Regions from separate parts of the Homo sapiens genome. Here region 2 is linked to region 1. The links are chromatin loops, found by intact Hi-C in ENCODE. Cell type or tissue: IMR-90. All regions are shown on one strand. Each heading gives the region's core, and the rest is flanking DNA. Links, peaks and the distances in the headings are about the cores only.

Region 1 (7,778 bases), core at 3,474-5,973:
GTAAATTGCACTTAGGCTCCGGATCAAAGGGTCCCGCTGGGACTGCTATTTCAAACCTCAGTTCTCTTAGTGAGGAGCTCCCCGAGCCAGGGCGGTCGATACTGACAGAGGGAAGCCTCTGCTGCCTGTGGGGGTGCTCAGGCAGACATACTAGGCCCTTGCCCCCAGGGGCTTATCCCAAGGGGTTGGTCACCCCATGTCCATTAGAAGTGCAGATCAGGAAAGGAGGGTCTCTGAAGGCCATCACTCAGGTGTCAGGGAATGAAGGCAGCCAGAGCGGCAGTGAAGGACACACAGCATGCTGCCCAGGAGCAGTCCTTGAGTTGCAAACCACAGAACAGCTTGGGACTGGATGAGGCAGGGTCCTTGCTGGAGAGATGGCAGGAAACTCACAGGAGGGCCCGTGGCTGAGAACCAATCTGAGAAACAGAATGAGAGCCAAGCCAGGCTGGTCCTGGAGCTCCTGGCTAGGGAAGCTGTGGAGAAGGATGTTCTTGGACCTGCCCCTACACTCCTGCTTCTCACTGGGCTCCAGTGGCAAAGCCCTGGGAGGGGTGGGAGCTGGGCTCAGCTTGGGGCCTGGGCCTGCCCCTAGCTGGGGTGAGCAGCCCCTCCCTCGAGAGCCCCTCCGAGCCTGCACCAGAGGGAGAGCCTGGGGGCATCGGGCAAGGAGGGTGTTCTCTGGGCAGCGAGGAGATCAGCATGGGCAGGACTCAGGCAGGGCCTCTTGCTGGGGGCTTGGCCTCTTGCTGGGCACTTGGTGTCTTGAGACGGGCTCCAAATGGTAAAAAGCATAAGCACCTCCTCCTTTATGGTTTTATGAGCAAATGTGTGATTTCCCCCACTGTTGTTTTGGAGACTGTTGAAAGCCTGCTTCCATGTAACCCAACACAGCCAGCTTTTCACTACTTTACCCCTCTCCAAGTCTTTTTTCACCTTCTCTTTCCCCTGGAAAAGTGGAACAAATTAGGCAGGCAGGTGATGGGATTTTATGCACCCAAGTAGGCCAAAATAGAAAAACTATAAAGGCCAAGCAGTCTTCAACTCTAGGTACCCAGAGGATTCCTTTACTATAGAACAGCACCCAGTTAGTTGGTGTGTAGGTGCTCACACCTGTGGTCTCAGCGCTCAGAGGCTCAGGGAGGAGGATCACTTGAGCCCTGGAGTTTGAGGCTGCAGTGAGCTGTGATTGCGCCACTGCACTCAAGTGTGGGTGACAGAGTGAGACCTCATTTCTGTTTTTTAAAATAATATTTTAAAGAAAAAATAAATAGCACCCAGGACTCCCTAATTGCTGCTTGTTAGAACAGGAAAGCTCAACGTTTTAGAATGATTTTCATATGAAATGGTTAATACTTTTAACAATATATAGTTCTTAAATTGAGAACCTTAAATTAGCTGGAAATAAACTTTTTGGAGCCCCTCTTGGATCTCCAGGCCAGCAGGCATTCATTTTTTTTTTTCCTTTTTCTTTCTTTTTTTTTTTTTTTTTTTGAGATGGAGTTTCACTCTTCTTGCCCAGGCTGGAGTGCAGTGGCATGATCTGGGCTCACTGCAACCTGTACCTCCCAGGTTCAAGTGACTCTGCTGCCTCAGCCTCCCAAGTAGCTGGGATTATAGGCACATGTGACCACACCCGGCTAATTTTTGTATTTTTAGTAAAGACGGGGTTTCACCATGTTGGCCAGGCTGGTCTTGAACTCCTGACCTCAAGTGATCTGCTCACCTCCGCCTCCCAAAATGCTGGGATTACAGGCTTGAGCCACCACACCCAGCCTCACATTTACTCTTACCAACACAGACACACAACTGGGGTCTGGGGAGCGGAGATAGAGTCCCCCTTTGTTCTTTCCATCAGGCCAAGAGTTGTCATTGGAAGAGCACCAGACAGGGGGTTGAGTGGGTCTGAAGATTAATATCAGCCCTGTCAGTAAGAGCTGTGGGACACTGGGCAAGTTACTTCAACAAACCCTGGCCAGCCTGAGAGAAGAAGGGGATAGAAAACACTTGGAGTTAGTTCTGAGAATTAAACGAGATCCTATAGGTAAAGCCCCTACCACAAGGCCTGGTGTAGAGAAGGTACCCAGTGAGGTTAATTGAATGGAAAAGTGGGGGAGAAGGAAAAGGGTGGACTGGCGGATCCCCGCATGGTGTAATAGCGTCCCAGATCCTACCGGACCTGCCAGCTGCTGCCTGAAATTCTACCATTAAAGCATCTTCCCTTTAGCCTGAAGCACTGATTCCAATTAAAATGCTAATTATCTCCAAGGGTTCTACTTTTCAATTTTTTTTTTTTTTTTTTGCTAGTTTTTATCATTGACCCAGAGTGTGAATGAGGGATCTGAGAGCTGCTCTTCATGAACAGAGGTTGGAGAGGACAGCCTATTCCTCCAACAAGCCAATTTCTGCAGCCCCATGGCCATCGTTTCCCATCTGGTCCCTACCTTGGTTGGGGTGCCCTTCTCACGAGCACCTGCATCCTCCACACCCACTCCAGCTGCTGTGCCTTTGGGCTTGTCTTTCCTTCTGCCTGGAGCGCCCTCCTTGCTCCTCTCCGGCCCACCCTCCAAGGCCCAGCTCAAATCCCACCTCCAGCTCACGGCTCTTTCACTTTCCTCTCCTCCAGGATATCATCACCCCCATCTGCTTTAGCCGTTAATGAAGGATGACAGTGTGCAGTGCGATGGTGATTCTGAGAAAGGCTTGTGTGTGGATAGCAGCTCCAGTTCCCAGAGGTCTTCCATAGGCAGTATAGATCACGAGGCCAGTGTCATGGGAGAGAACATGGTTCTTGGAGCTGGGCAAACTGCTCACATCCCAATTCCACCACCATGGGACCACATGCATTCATCAACACCTCCAAGACCCGGTCTCCTCCTCTATAGGATGGAGAATCAGCATGAGGAACAATGTAAGAATGTAGATAAAAGGCCTGATATTTAATAGGGTCCCAGAATACCAGCTGCATCTTCTTTCTCATGATAGATGATAACACTCAGCCTGAGCATTATTATCCCCATTGGACGATAGATAAACTGAGGCCCATGAAGGTAAAGAGACTTGTCCAAGGTCACATGGCAGCCTGGTGCCCCAGCCAGCGCCTCCCTGGCTCCTGCTCTCTGAAGTGGAGCTGTCTGGGTCGATTCGGCCAGCTGGGGGGTGCAGGAGGATGTGAGGTGACCAGAAATAAGAGGCAGCTGGAGGGTACAAATCAGCAGCCCGGAGAAGCCTCTGCTCTGGGGATTAATTAAACAGAGGCTTTCATGTCATCTCTCTAACAAGGTTCTCCGTCTCCCACGGTTTTGCTGGAGTGGAGTTAATCTCGGTTTCTCTCTGCACTTCAGCTGTTGATGCTGAGGCGATTATGAAGTGAGCAGCTGTCACCTCAGAGGGGAGGGAGCATGGGGCAGAATCGGGTCAGCACTGTAAGGGTCTGTGCTCCTTTTTTACAGGTGGGGAAACTGAGGCTGGAAGGGACTGGCCAGAGGTTTCTTTGCAAAGAGCTCCCCATGCCCACTAGCCAGGAACTGACTTGGGCAGGTGAAAGTCCAGGAGAGAAAGTGAAGACGGCATGGAAGCCTGTGTTCATTCCTATGGTCATTCTCAAACATTTACCCTGGGGCCCAACTCCCTACTAGGCCTGGGAGCCCAGGGGGAATGCAGGAAGGCTTTCTTGAGCAAGTGTTGCTTCTTGCTGAGTCTTGGAGGACAAGTAGCATGTTAGCTAGAGATTTACATTCTGGACACTAGAGACATTTGGGGCTGAATAATCCTTTGCTGTGAGGACTGCCCTGCACGTTGTAGGATGTTTAGCAGCATTCCTGGCCTCTGCCCTCTGGACACCAGCAGCACCACCATCCTTCCGCCCCCTACCAGTCGTGACAACCATAAACATCTCCAGACATTACCAAATGTCCCATGGAGAACACAGTCACCTCTCATTGAGAACCCCTAGATAAATTAAGGAGGGGCATTCCAGACAGGGGAAATCCCGTGAGACACAGGAGAAGGTTTGACACTGTTGGGGAATCACAAGGTTTGTCCAATGTGAGTGAGACATTCCTTCCAGGCTGTGGGGGTGGGCGGAGAGGCGGTTGCAGACATCCTCAGGGATATCTAATGAAAGGCATTGTGTGCTCAGCTCAGGCTCCTGTAAACCGTTCTGGAAGTTACTGTTCTCTTAATCTGACCTCTTCAGCTGACAGCAGGTTTCTTGTCTTATCCACCTGTGTGTTGAAGCCTCAGCAAATACCCTGGGGGTTGAGCTTCTGCAGGAACTCTGAGACCACATTGTCTCTGTGGGGGCTGCACACACAGCTGGCAGTTGCGCCTTCACCTTTAGAATAATCACAGGCATCCAGATCACACCGTGTCCCTTTCCTGACTCAGTTGACATAAACTTAAAGTTGATTTGTTTAAGTGATGACACAAGAAAGAATGTGGGCTAGAAGAGGGGAAGGGTGCAAAGGCATTTTACGACCATCCAGGCATGAGGAAGCTGATTAATTCCCACTTAATGAGTATATTAGATTCCCTCTTCAATCAAAACATCTATTAGAAAAGTCACCTATACCAGATGGATCAAGGAAACAGATGTTTTCAAACCTTGACCAAAGATTAGCCAATGGAGTCTTTTAATTGATGCCTGCCTAAGTGCATGTAAGATAATATTCACTTTAGGAGGACCAGTTTGTCCACAATGTGTTCAGCCAAAGACATTGCATGAAGCGAGTCACCCCATGTTAGTCTGTACCTAATTCCCAACCCAAATACACTTGACTATTTTGGTCTAGACCACACTTGATCATCACAAACAGCCACCAAATCCCTCTCCTCTCCTATTTACGGATGGAAACAGCTGCTGTATTTGCATGCCCTGCTCCTTAATATAAACACAACTCTGATTTCCTAACTTTCTTTGGGGAATTCCTCCTGGGCGTCCATGTTTATTTATGAAGCTGGTGTGGAAATACAGCAGGCACCATTGTACTTTCTGGGGGTTTAGTTGAGGTCAGCGGTGGAGTGATAGCATTACTTGGATGAAGGAGTAGAGCACCCCAATGCCAGTGGGCCACCCCCGTCTCCTAGGCATCAAAGCCCCATCCCCCAGGCCAGGATCAGATTTTCCTTGAAAAGGATCTTCGTGCCATGGATTATCTTATCTTTCGGTTGCTTCATTTTGCTTTGCCTGCCAGGCAGCTCAGAGGTTAATCAGATCTTATCTCAGGCTCCCAAACAGTTCTTTCTCCCAATTCTCTAAATGGCTTGAGAAACCTCTTTGGTTTATTTCTTTCTCTTTTTGGCTACTTTATATATGTATTACTATTGTAAACTCCCTTAAATACATTCAGGAAGTAGATGGGGTATAAGTCACGAACAAATAAACCTCAAATGCACTAAACATTTCCTCCCACCTCCATGAAAATGTAGCTATTTTTTGTCTTTTTTGCTGGAGGATTCCTCCTGTATTAGAGAGCTGATAAAAATGGTGAGATGGAGTGTTAGCCCTGGAACGGACCATTTCTTCTAGGAAAAAGGAAGAAATTCGCATTATGAACTGCCCAAAGTCATTTGCCTGTATTTTCAACACAGAGAGGAGAACACCAAGGTCCAGAAAAAAAGAGAAATGTTTTTTTCTCAAGCCAAGACTAGAGCCCGTGTCTCCCAGCAGCTCCCAGCCTGGGGCTCCATGCATCACTGCCCTGCTGTATCTGTGGGGCTGATGAGGCACTGCCAGTCAGTGAGTTAACAGAGACCTACTCAAGCCAGTTTCTTGTTCCTACAGGGAAGTTCTACTGGTGGGAATGTCAAAGGGAAATCAGAGATTTTAGCAACCCAGTTCACTGTTTAGGTTCTGAGCACATGGGAGGACCTCAGCTGTGGTATTCAGACAGCTTGTTGTCAGCCTGTGTTACAAAGCCTTGTGTTGCAATGTGACAGAACAGGTTGGGAGCAAATAGGCCCGGGCTTTTAACCCAGAAGGAGAGGGCAGCAGCTTCTAAAATTTAGGTAAGGTTAAGAGTCAACCCCAAAAAGGACAATTCTGGCTTCTCAGATTGGGACATCTGGGCCTACCTTCTGTACGATGCTTGGATTTCCTATAGTAATTTGACCATGTGTTTGCCCAGCCTCACCTTGACCATCTCCAGGGACAGAGAATTCATTACCTACATGGGGTTTGAGCCAGCTGAAACAGAGAAGAACAGGCAGGTGGCGGATGTCCTGACTCCCAGGGTCCTGGGTCCCCCAGGTCAAAGAGATGTAGTGAGAGAGCATTTGGGTGGTGTATATTTCTAGAACAAAGGGAGCTCCCCAGCTGTCTTCTGGGACCCTGCATATACCATGGGTACTGGCCTGAGCTGGTCCCCCTTATTAAGGCAGCCATGGGTCCTTGGATCACCTCCCTCAGGAGTCCACTGTGCAGTGCCTGGCCTGCCTTAAGAGATGAGAGTGGGATGCTGAGGGCTGTAGCCAGGAAGAGCCAAAATAAAGGCTGGAAAATAAAGCTGCTTTTTATCCTAGACATCTTCTCTGTGAGAGGGAGATCGGGAATTAGGTTTGGGAGGGGTGAGGTACAGGGTTCTGATTTGTAGTTTTTGATGATTCCCATGGTGTATTAGTCTGTTCTCATGCTGCTGAGAGACATACCCAAGACTGGGAAATTTACAAAAGAAAGAGGTTTAATTGGACTCATAGTTCCACATGGCTAGGGAGGCCCCACAATCATGGCAGAAGGCAAGGAGGAGCAAGTCACATCTTACATTGATGTCAGCAGGCAAAAAGAGAGAGCTTGTGCAGGGAAACTCCCGTTTTTAAAACCATCAGATCTCGTGAGACTCGTTCTCTATGACGAGAACAATGCAGAAAAGACCTGCCCCCATAATTCAATCACCTCCCACCAGGTTCCTCCCACAACATGTGAGATTTGGGTGGGGACACAGTCAAACCATATCACATGGTGTAAATAATCCCACCAGGGTCAATTTCCAGCTGCCCATGTGAGGCCGCTACTGCAGAACTGGAAAGAGAGACTAACAATCATCTTCCTAACAGGTCCCAGCTGGCCCCAGCACATCACTGGCTGAATCCATGGTCTGGTCTTAGTCACTGCTCTGATTCTAACCTGCCCTATACATTCTGGCTTGGTTTCCACATCTACACAACAGAAGTAAGAACAGCTGTCTTCACATGCCCCACAGAGGTCATCAGGTAGTTTTTGGAGAAGTCTTAGAAAATAATAAAAGTTTTACATTATCATCAAGTTTGATCTTCTGAGGCAAAATAAAGAAAATGCACAAGAGTATAGCTATCAAGATGGAACAAAGAGAGAGGCCTGAGTTTTGAATCCAAAACCCCAGCCTTGAGTCCAAGTGGTTACCTGTGAAACCTTGGGCCCTAGCTTCCCCACCTGTGAAATGTGTGTCCCACTTCACACTGTGGCAACCTCCAGGGGTATTGTGAAACCCAGGGGGATTAAAGAAAAAATATACATTTTCAAGAGCCCATGTATGGGAGAAGGAGACGATTGTATCATTAAGACAGATGTAACAAAAAAGAGGGCCAGCCCAATCATCAAAGGGACAATTTATGCTCCAGAAAATGAATCCCTAATTATTCCTTTCAGTTCTAAAGAGACAGGGGCCCAGAAGAGAAGCCGGCAGCTCATCCTTCACATGACTGTTTAAGCCTGGACCAGGAAGAGGAACAACTGTACATACACACGGGCAAGAGTTTGAATATCTAATTTGATGGGGCATATAAATTGGCAGTTATTCAAA
Region 2 (7,778 bases), core at 2,596-5,095, 100 kb before region 1:
GAGTAAAGGAAGCCTGTCTGCCCTTGCTGGGCTGTGGTGGGACAGAGAATGGTGGTGGTGGGGATCGTTATCTTGTCTGCAAAGACGTGGCAGGATGTGGTTGACCTGAACTTCCTGTGAATCAAGGAACCAGAGAACAGGGGGGAGAGATTCACAGCCCGGCAGTAGGCTCAGCCCACATGCCTAGAGTGTGCTCAGTGGGTACTGGGAAATGAGAGCCTGGCCCCACCTCTTCTCCGTGACCTTGGGCAGGTCACTTCACCTCTCAGAGTGTCAGTTTCCTCATGGATACAAAGGAGATGATGATAGGTCATTTTCAAGGACACCATGAAGAATAAATAAGGTATCATTTATAAAACCTCTGTCTCCTTGATTAGTGGTAGAAAATTCTCTTTCAGTGGAATCAGTGTCCACCTCAAAACATCCAAGGGCCAAGAGTTAGGAGACCTCCTTCATGGGCGGGGTTTTACCAATGACTCAATGCTCCATCTTGGAGTAAGTGAGATCATGTTGCTGGGCCTCACTTCACTTGACTGTAGAATGGGACGTTATGCACCTGCGGTTCCCTGTTTCCTTTTCAAGGATTCTCTTGAAGGTTGGATGAGACTATGGAATGAGAAGTGTCCTGGTGCTGTCAAGGGATATGGCAAAAAAAATGTGCAAGACCATTCTTGTCAGGTGCGGGGAGAGATGTTGCTGACTTTAATAATGTACTTCTTTCCATTTGTTATTTTTACAACAAAGGAAGAAATAAAACAGGACCTCTGAAAGATTCCTTGTCATATATAGCTTTCTCCTATTGAGTTATTTTCATCTGAGTTTATCAATCAATTGAGAAACAGTCACTGGATATCAACGGTGTACCCAGCCCTGTGCTATGTGTAAGATAAGGAGGTTCAGAGGTATGCCGCTAGGTCCCTAACCATGAGAGACCCACAGTCCAGCTTAGGAGATAACAAATATGTGTTATCCAGGTATGTTAACACATGGGAAGTGAAATAGAAGTGCAGTGATGATGCTGATGATGCTGACAGTAATGATGGAAAGGATGAAGATGATGTTAATTATTCTTCATATACACCACAATTGTACAGTTTACAAAGCATGTTTAGGACGATTATCTTATCTGATATTCAAGTCTAGAAAAACCCTGATTTTACTGATGAACAAACTGAGGGTAATAACTTCTCAGAGATCAGATAGGAAGAAAGTAGCTTAGTTGGACTCCAGCTTCTTTCTTTTGGCCCCAAGAGTGCCATTATCCTCAAGACATCATAACTTTCTTCCTTTAAATTGCAACAGAACATTGCAAAATGCACATTATCGTCAGATAGTAACATGAGTAAATTAGCACATGGGAAGTGAATGTTACAAGATCTCAAAGAGCAGGCAGGTCAGGAGACTGTTGACTGCAGTGAACAGAAGAGGCTCAGTGGAGAAAGCTGTAACTGAGTTTAGCCTTGGAAGGCTGCATGGTATTTTTGAGAGGTGGAGATGGGGAGAGGGGTGACATTCTTGGCAACTGGAAATGTATAGGTAAGAAAGGAAGTGAGAAAGTTCAGGGTGTGGCAGGAAATAGCCAGACCCCAGTCTGACCACAGTGGGTTCCATATAGTGGATCTGCTGGGGAAGAGTTGGGGATGTTCTCTTCCAAAGGGCTGGAGTGGTACTCTTTACTTTAGCGTAGGTGGGATATGGCCACCATTTTCTCTTTGATATCCTTATCCCCCTCAATCCCGAGTCCATCCATAATCAAATGAAGCAGTAATCAAATCAAATAACAGTCTGTAGTCCTAGCCCAAAGACAGAGTCTGCCACTTCCGACTTTTTTCTTTAAAAAAAAAAAAAAATGTCAGAATGCTGCTGAAACAGGAACAGCATTGAGGCAACAGCAGCTCTGACTCACAAACAGCACATCAAAGCAGCAACGATAAGAAACTGGCAGTAATTGTGCGTGTGAGCAGTGTTTTCCTGATGCTCTTTGAGGCTTGGGGGCCCCTCTGGGCAGCCTGATTGTGGAAAGAAGCATGTGGTTTTCAAAAATTGGGTGACTCACCACACAGGCAGTGTTCAGAAACAAAAACAAAGTCCTGTCTGCTTTGGTTCTCAGAGCCCAGGGCTTTGGGTCACTGCACATTTCAGGACATCAGTGAGCTGAGATTCATCTATTCATTCATCCAACCATCCATACATTTGACCATCCATTTATGCATCCATCCATCCATCCATCCATCCATCCATCCATCCATCCATGCATCTGTCCGTCCACCCACCCATCCAGGCATGCATGCATGCAGGCATCCATCCATCCATCCATCCATCCATCCATCCATCCATCCATCCATCCGTCCGTCCATTCATCCATTCATCCTTCTATCTATGTATGCATCTTTCCATTCATCCATGCATCTATCCACCCATCCGTCCAACCATTCATCTATTTGTTCCACAGATACTATGAGCACATATTTGGTATAGGCCCTGTGCTAGGCACAGAAGATGTAGTGGTGACCAAGATAGACTCTGAACTCAGTCCCTACCTTCATGGGTCTTATAGTCTATTGACAGAGAGAAGTATTGACCAAATAATTACATTGGCAATTAAATCACTACTGTGAAAAGCGCTGTGAAGGGAAATACTGAGGTGTGTAATAGGAGAAAGTGACCTAGTCTGGGAAGATGGTCAATGAAAGCAGGAACTTACGCTAAAAGATAGATAAGATTGATAACTCTACAATCAGCCTTTCAGCACCACCTCCTCCACCATTAGGGATAATAAAGAGGTAAAATTCAACATTTTTCAATCTCTCTGTCTTCATACAAACACCATGAGGAGTTAATGACACAATCATGCTTTTTTTGAGTCTCAGAGACCTGGGTTCAAATCCCATATTCTGAACTTACTACTGCTGTGACTTTGAATAAATTACTTAACCTTTCTGATTCTCAGTGTCTTCCACCATAAAGTGAGGATAATTATAATGGCCTTCAAAAGATAGTTTAGAATATAGGTTGAAATAATTTCTGTCAACTTCCTAGCCTATAGTAGATCCTTAATAACTGTGGCCAGGTTCTTAATCTGCTGTCACTGGTACGCAATTGTATGCATATCTCATGTGAGTTTGTTCTCCAGGGATGATCAGAGCACCATGCCTATTGTCTGAAGTGGCCGGCTGAGTTCTAGAACATAGCCATCTTTAATGCGAGTCTGAATTAGATGATCTCTAAAGTTCCTTACTATCCCAGCTTCTAGAATCCCAAAAATTCTTCATGAAAAAAAGCAAAACCATAGGCCAGGAGTAAGATGCCATGGAATCTCTTTTGCCCCTCTGAGCCTCAGTTTCCCTGTATCTCCAATGGTAGAGTTGGAACTAAGAGTATTTGTGGTCTGACAGTCTGGGATTTTGTGATCTGCAGGAGGCAAGAGGTCCTCGGCAGAGCTGGTGCCTGATCAAATCACGACATCCATAGAGTTTTACTTCTGCCCCTGTCCTTCCCCTGCTCTTTCTGCCAGCTGGCTCCAGGTGCCAGGGCTCTCACCTGCCCAGGTTCCTTCAGACAGAGCATGAAACAGCATCAACCAACAGCTTAGTTTATTCACACTGTGATCCATGAGCCTTAATATGTTTTCCCCCTTCAGAAAAATATACCTTTGGAAAGATGAACCTGGAGAGGATAATGCTTGACTCTCCTAGGTCTATCAATAATGGAGGAACTCCAGGCCTTGTAGGAGAAATGTACGGCTTCATCTCATTTCACACTCAAGGGGGAGCTCTTTATTCTGTGTATGGTCAGGATGTCCTTGCTGGGGATGGGAGCAGATCGGGAGGGAGGGGCTTGAGGTTGGAGCGGACAGGTGTTGAAGGATATCCTTCCTTGTGAAGCTCTTTTGGATGAGAGAGAGAGCAGTGCTGGTTGAGGTTCATGTCTCTCTGTTTCATGGTCTGGCTCCCAGGGACCAGCCAGTGTGGACCAGGACCCGGGGCATCTTGTCCTACATTTCCTCTCAGCCTGAGCCCTCCACAAGAGTTCTCTGGACAAGCCTTGCTTATGAGTGCCCCTGAGAGCTTCCTTTGGTGTGGCCAATGTCCCTTCTACAACCTTATTAGAGCGATGCATGGAGCAGAGTTAAATAAACAGAAATCTCTTAAGCATTTGACTACAGACTCAACTTCCCTTGTCAAATAGCCTGGGCTTTATCATTTTGGTTATTTTGGGAGTGAGGTGGGGTGGGTAGTCTTTCTTGTTTTTAGGAAATGGTATATAGAAGGCATATACAGAAGTGGTATGCAAATTCCACATCCCCTGCCCATGCAGAGGTTAGAAATTGAGCCCATCACTACTAATATTAATTTCCTATAGCCCCAGGCTTATGAGAGATTTTTTAGGAAAATGAGAAGAGAAGCCATGGACCACAATCCCGAGGAGATACATCAGGGAGTTGGAAGAACACATTAGTTGTCCCTAAGTTTGATGGGGCCCAGCCGGGCTGTCCATTCTGCTGAAGTGGCATGGCTTTTCCTGATTTCTCTCACCTGATAATTAGTTGTGACTGGTTAAGCAGCTGGTTAGGACAACTTCAGCCTTTAGCTCTTTGAGATATCCAAGGATAATATTATTTCTAATGTTCTCCTTCTTCCTACTGGCATTAGGTGATAGTGAGGTAACTTGGTTATCTGTTGCTAGTTAGGAATCAGAGCAAGAATTTAGGAAGGAAGTATATGTGCCTTCAAAGCAGCATCAGCATCTTTTGTAGATCTTCCCAACTTGAAATCTAATAAGCTCCAAATCTCGAACTGTTTCCCATTTATAATTTTTTTTTCTCAATAGCTGGCTTTGGAGGCTGGAGTCAGGCTGGGGTTAGCTACGGAGCAGTTGGAGAGAGAAGGCTCTGAAGCAAACTAGAGGGGAAAACATGCCAGGTGGTCAGTACCAGAGTGAGGAGGGAGAGCTGCCAAGACCTGGGAGATGGCTCCAGCAGGCAGTGAGCTGAGGCAGAGCTGGAGGCAGATTGGGCACAGCCCAGAGTGTCTGAGGGGGCACCAGTACCAGGGAAGGGGATTTTTGGGCTCCGGACTCTGCCCAGCCCTCCTGCCCATATTCTTCCCTGGTGCCCCTGGGGCTTCTCCCACTTTCATTCCATTGCTGCTTGTAAGAAGACAGATGTTGATGATCTTCATGTCTCTGGGGCTGTCAGTTCCCCTGGCCTAAGCCAGCTGTTCCATTGCAGAGCCGAGGCCCCAAAGGGTCTTTTACCCGCCATTCTCGCTGATTTGTTTAAAGTGTCCTTCTTATTAATTTTTAAAACTGTTGTAAAAGTTTTGAGGCCTGGCATGGTGACTCATGCCTGTAATCCCAGCACTTTGCAAGGCCAAGGTGGGAAGATCGCTTGAAGCCAGGAGTTCGAGACCAGCTCCACCATGAGTCAGAGACCAGCCTGGCCAGGAGTCAGAGACATAGAGAGACCCCCGTCTCTACAAAAAAATGTAAGAACTTAACCAGGCGTGGTGGTGCACACCTGTAGTCCCAGCTACTTGGGAGGCTGAGGCGGAAGGATCAGTTGAACCCAGGAGTTTGAGGTTGTAGTGAGCTATGATTGCACCGCTGCACTCCAGCCTGGGTGACAAAGCAAGACTCTATCTCTCAATAAATAAACAAATAAAAGAAAAAATAAAACGAAAGTTTTAATTTATTTTTTGAGTCACATGTGTTGAACTTATTTATTCAGTGAAATTTAACCTTTCAGAGTGTACAATGCATTCAGTTTTGACAATGTGTAGTATCCTATAACCACTTATAACAGAGAACATTTACAGGATCCCCCAAAGTTCTCTCCTGTCCCTTTAGAGCCAGCCCCCTCCCCAGCTCTCTAGTTCCTGCCACCACTAATGTGATCGTTGTCACTATCATTTTGCCTTACCTAGAATATCTTGTAAATGAAATCATTCAGTATGCAGCCTTTGAGTCTGGCTTCTTTCACTTAGCATAATGCTTTTGAGGCTCATCCATGTTGCCTGGGAAAGAATAAGACATCCAGTCAATCCCACTTCAAAATCATGAAATGGCAGAGTGGTGGTGCCCTGAATTAAAGGATGCTGGTCAAATAACACCTACCTGCTATAAGAACATTCTAGACTACAATGCTATGAATGATAGAATAAAGGGTTGTTTCCAGTTTTCAAGTGTAGGGTTGGGTATGATTAACTTCTTTGTTAATCCCTTAAGATTTAGGGATAACTTCATAGAAATAGGTCTTCCCTCAATCTAATTTTTAGTCTTTTGGTTTTGTTATTTATTTATTTAGAGACAGGGTCTCACTTTGTCTCCAGGCTGGAATGTAGTGGCACAATCTCCACTCACTGCAGCCTTGAACTCCATGGCCCAAGGGATCCTCCCATCTCAGCGTCCCCAAGTAGCTGGGACTATAGGCATGCACCACCATGCCTGGCTAATTTTCGTATTTTTTGTAGAGAGGGGGATTTCACCATGTTACCCAGGTTGATCTTGAACTCCTGAGTTCAAGCAATCCTCTCAGCTTGACCTCCCAAAGTGCTGGGATTACAGGCATGACCCACCGTGCCCGGCCCTGGTTTTGTTTTAATTCAACAAGTAATACAAATTTATTTAGAATAATTAGAAAGGGAAAAATCACCAATAACTCCATTATCCCAAGATATCACCACTATTGACATTTTTGAGTTCTAGGTTTTTCTTTTTCTGTTTGTATACATGTGTTTGTATGTTTTATATACATATATATGTGTGTGTGTTTATATACGTATTTCTTTCAGCTTTTTTACTGTGGTAATATACACATAACATTCTGACCATTGTTAAGCGTACCATTCAGTGGTATTAAATACATTGATGCTGTTGTGCAGCCATCACCATCATCTATCTCCAGAACTCTTTTCATCTTGCAAAACTGAAACTCTGTATCCATTAAACATTACCTCCCCGCAGCACCTGAAAACCACCATTCTACTTTCTGTCTCTATGATTTTGACTACCCTAAGTACGTCCTATAAGTGAAATGATGTAGTATTGGTATTTTAGTGAGTGGCTTATTTCACTTAGCATTATTTCCTTGAGGTTCATCCATTTGTTGCATGTATCAGACTTTCCTTGTTTAAAGGCTGAATATTATTTCATTGTATGTATACACCACATTCTCTTTACCCATTCATCTGTTGATGGACACCTGGATTGCTTCCACCTCTTGGCTACTGTGAGTAATGCTGCTATAAACTTGTGTGTACAGATATTTCTTCAAGATCTGGCTTTCAATTCTTTTGAGTCTATACCCAGAGGGGAATTGTTGGATCATGTGGCATTTCTATTTTTAATTTTTGAAGAGGCACCATATTATTTTACACAGAGGCTGTACCATTTTGCATTCCCACCAACAGTGCACAACTGTTCCAATTTCTCCACATCCTCACCAACACTTGTTATTTTCTGTTGTGTGTTTTGTTTTTATAATAGCACTCCTAATGGGTGCGAGGTGATATCTCATTGTGGTTTTGACTTGTATTTCTGTAATGGCTAGTGATGTCGAACTAATGGCTTATTGGCTATTCATATGTCTTCTTTGGAGAAATGTCTTGTTGAGTCCTTTGCCCATTTTTGAATCAGGTTCTTTGTTTTTGTTGCTGAGTTTTAGGAATTCTCTATGTATTCTAGATATTAATCCCTTATCAGATATGTGATTTGCTTAGAGTTTCTCTCATTCCAGGGGTTGCCTTTTTACTCTGTTGATAGTGTCCTTTGATGCCCAA

Evidence for each region. Hi-C counts contacts between places; a loop is a spot of excess contacts. Peaks named below come from ENCODE experiments on the same cell type or tissue, not always from the same donor. Only the 100,000 strongest peaks of a DNase experiment are listed, where the experiment ranks them.
Region 2: a loop joins it to region 1, with 4 times the contacts of the local background. A loop is called at or near these places in 3 of 110 quality-filtered maps.

The regions. Positions count from the first base shown.
Region 1 is chr15:69,857,865-69,865,642 of GRCh38, forward strand. No RefSeq gene overlaps it. Among named protein-coding and RNA genes, the nearest start is that of LINC00593, 27 kb to the left of the region's middle. In IMR-90, for the core only: no CTCF peak of the experiment used is centred there; DNase peaks (open chromatin) are centred at 4,017 and 4,857; H3K27ac peaks cover 442 bases.
Region 2 is chr15:69,759,106-69,766,883 of GRCh38, forward strand. All of the region lies in intron 2 of LOC107984788 (a long non-coding RNA gene), which reads left to right. Among named protein-coding and RNA genes, the nearest start is that of LINC00593, 72 kb to the right of the region's middle. RefSeq lists an enhancer at 1,828-1,897. In IMR-90, for the core only: a CTCF peak has its summit at 3,784; no DNase peak of the experiment used is centred there; H3K27me3 peaks cover 147 bases.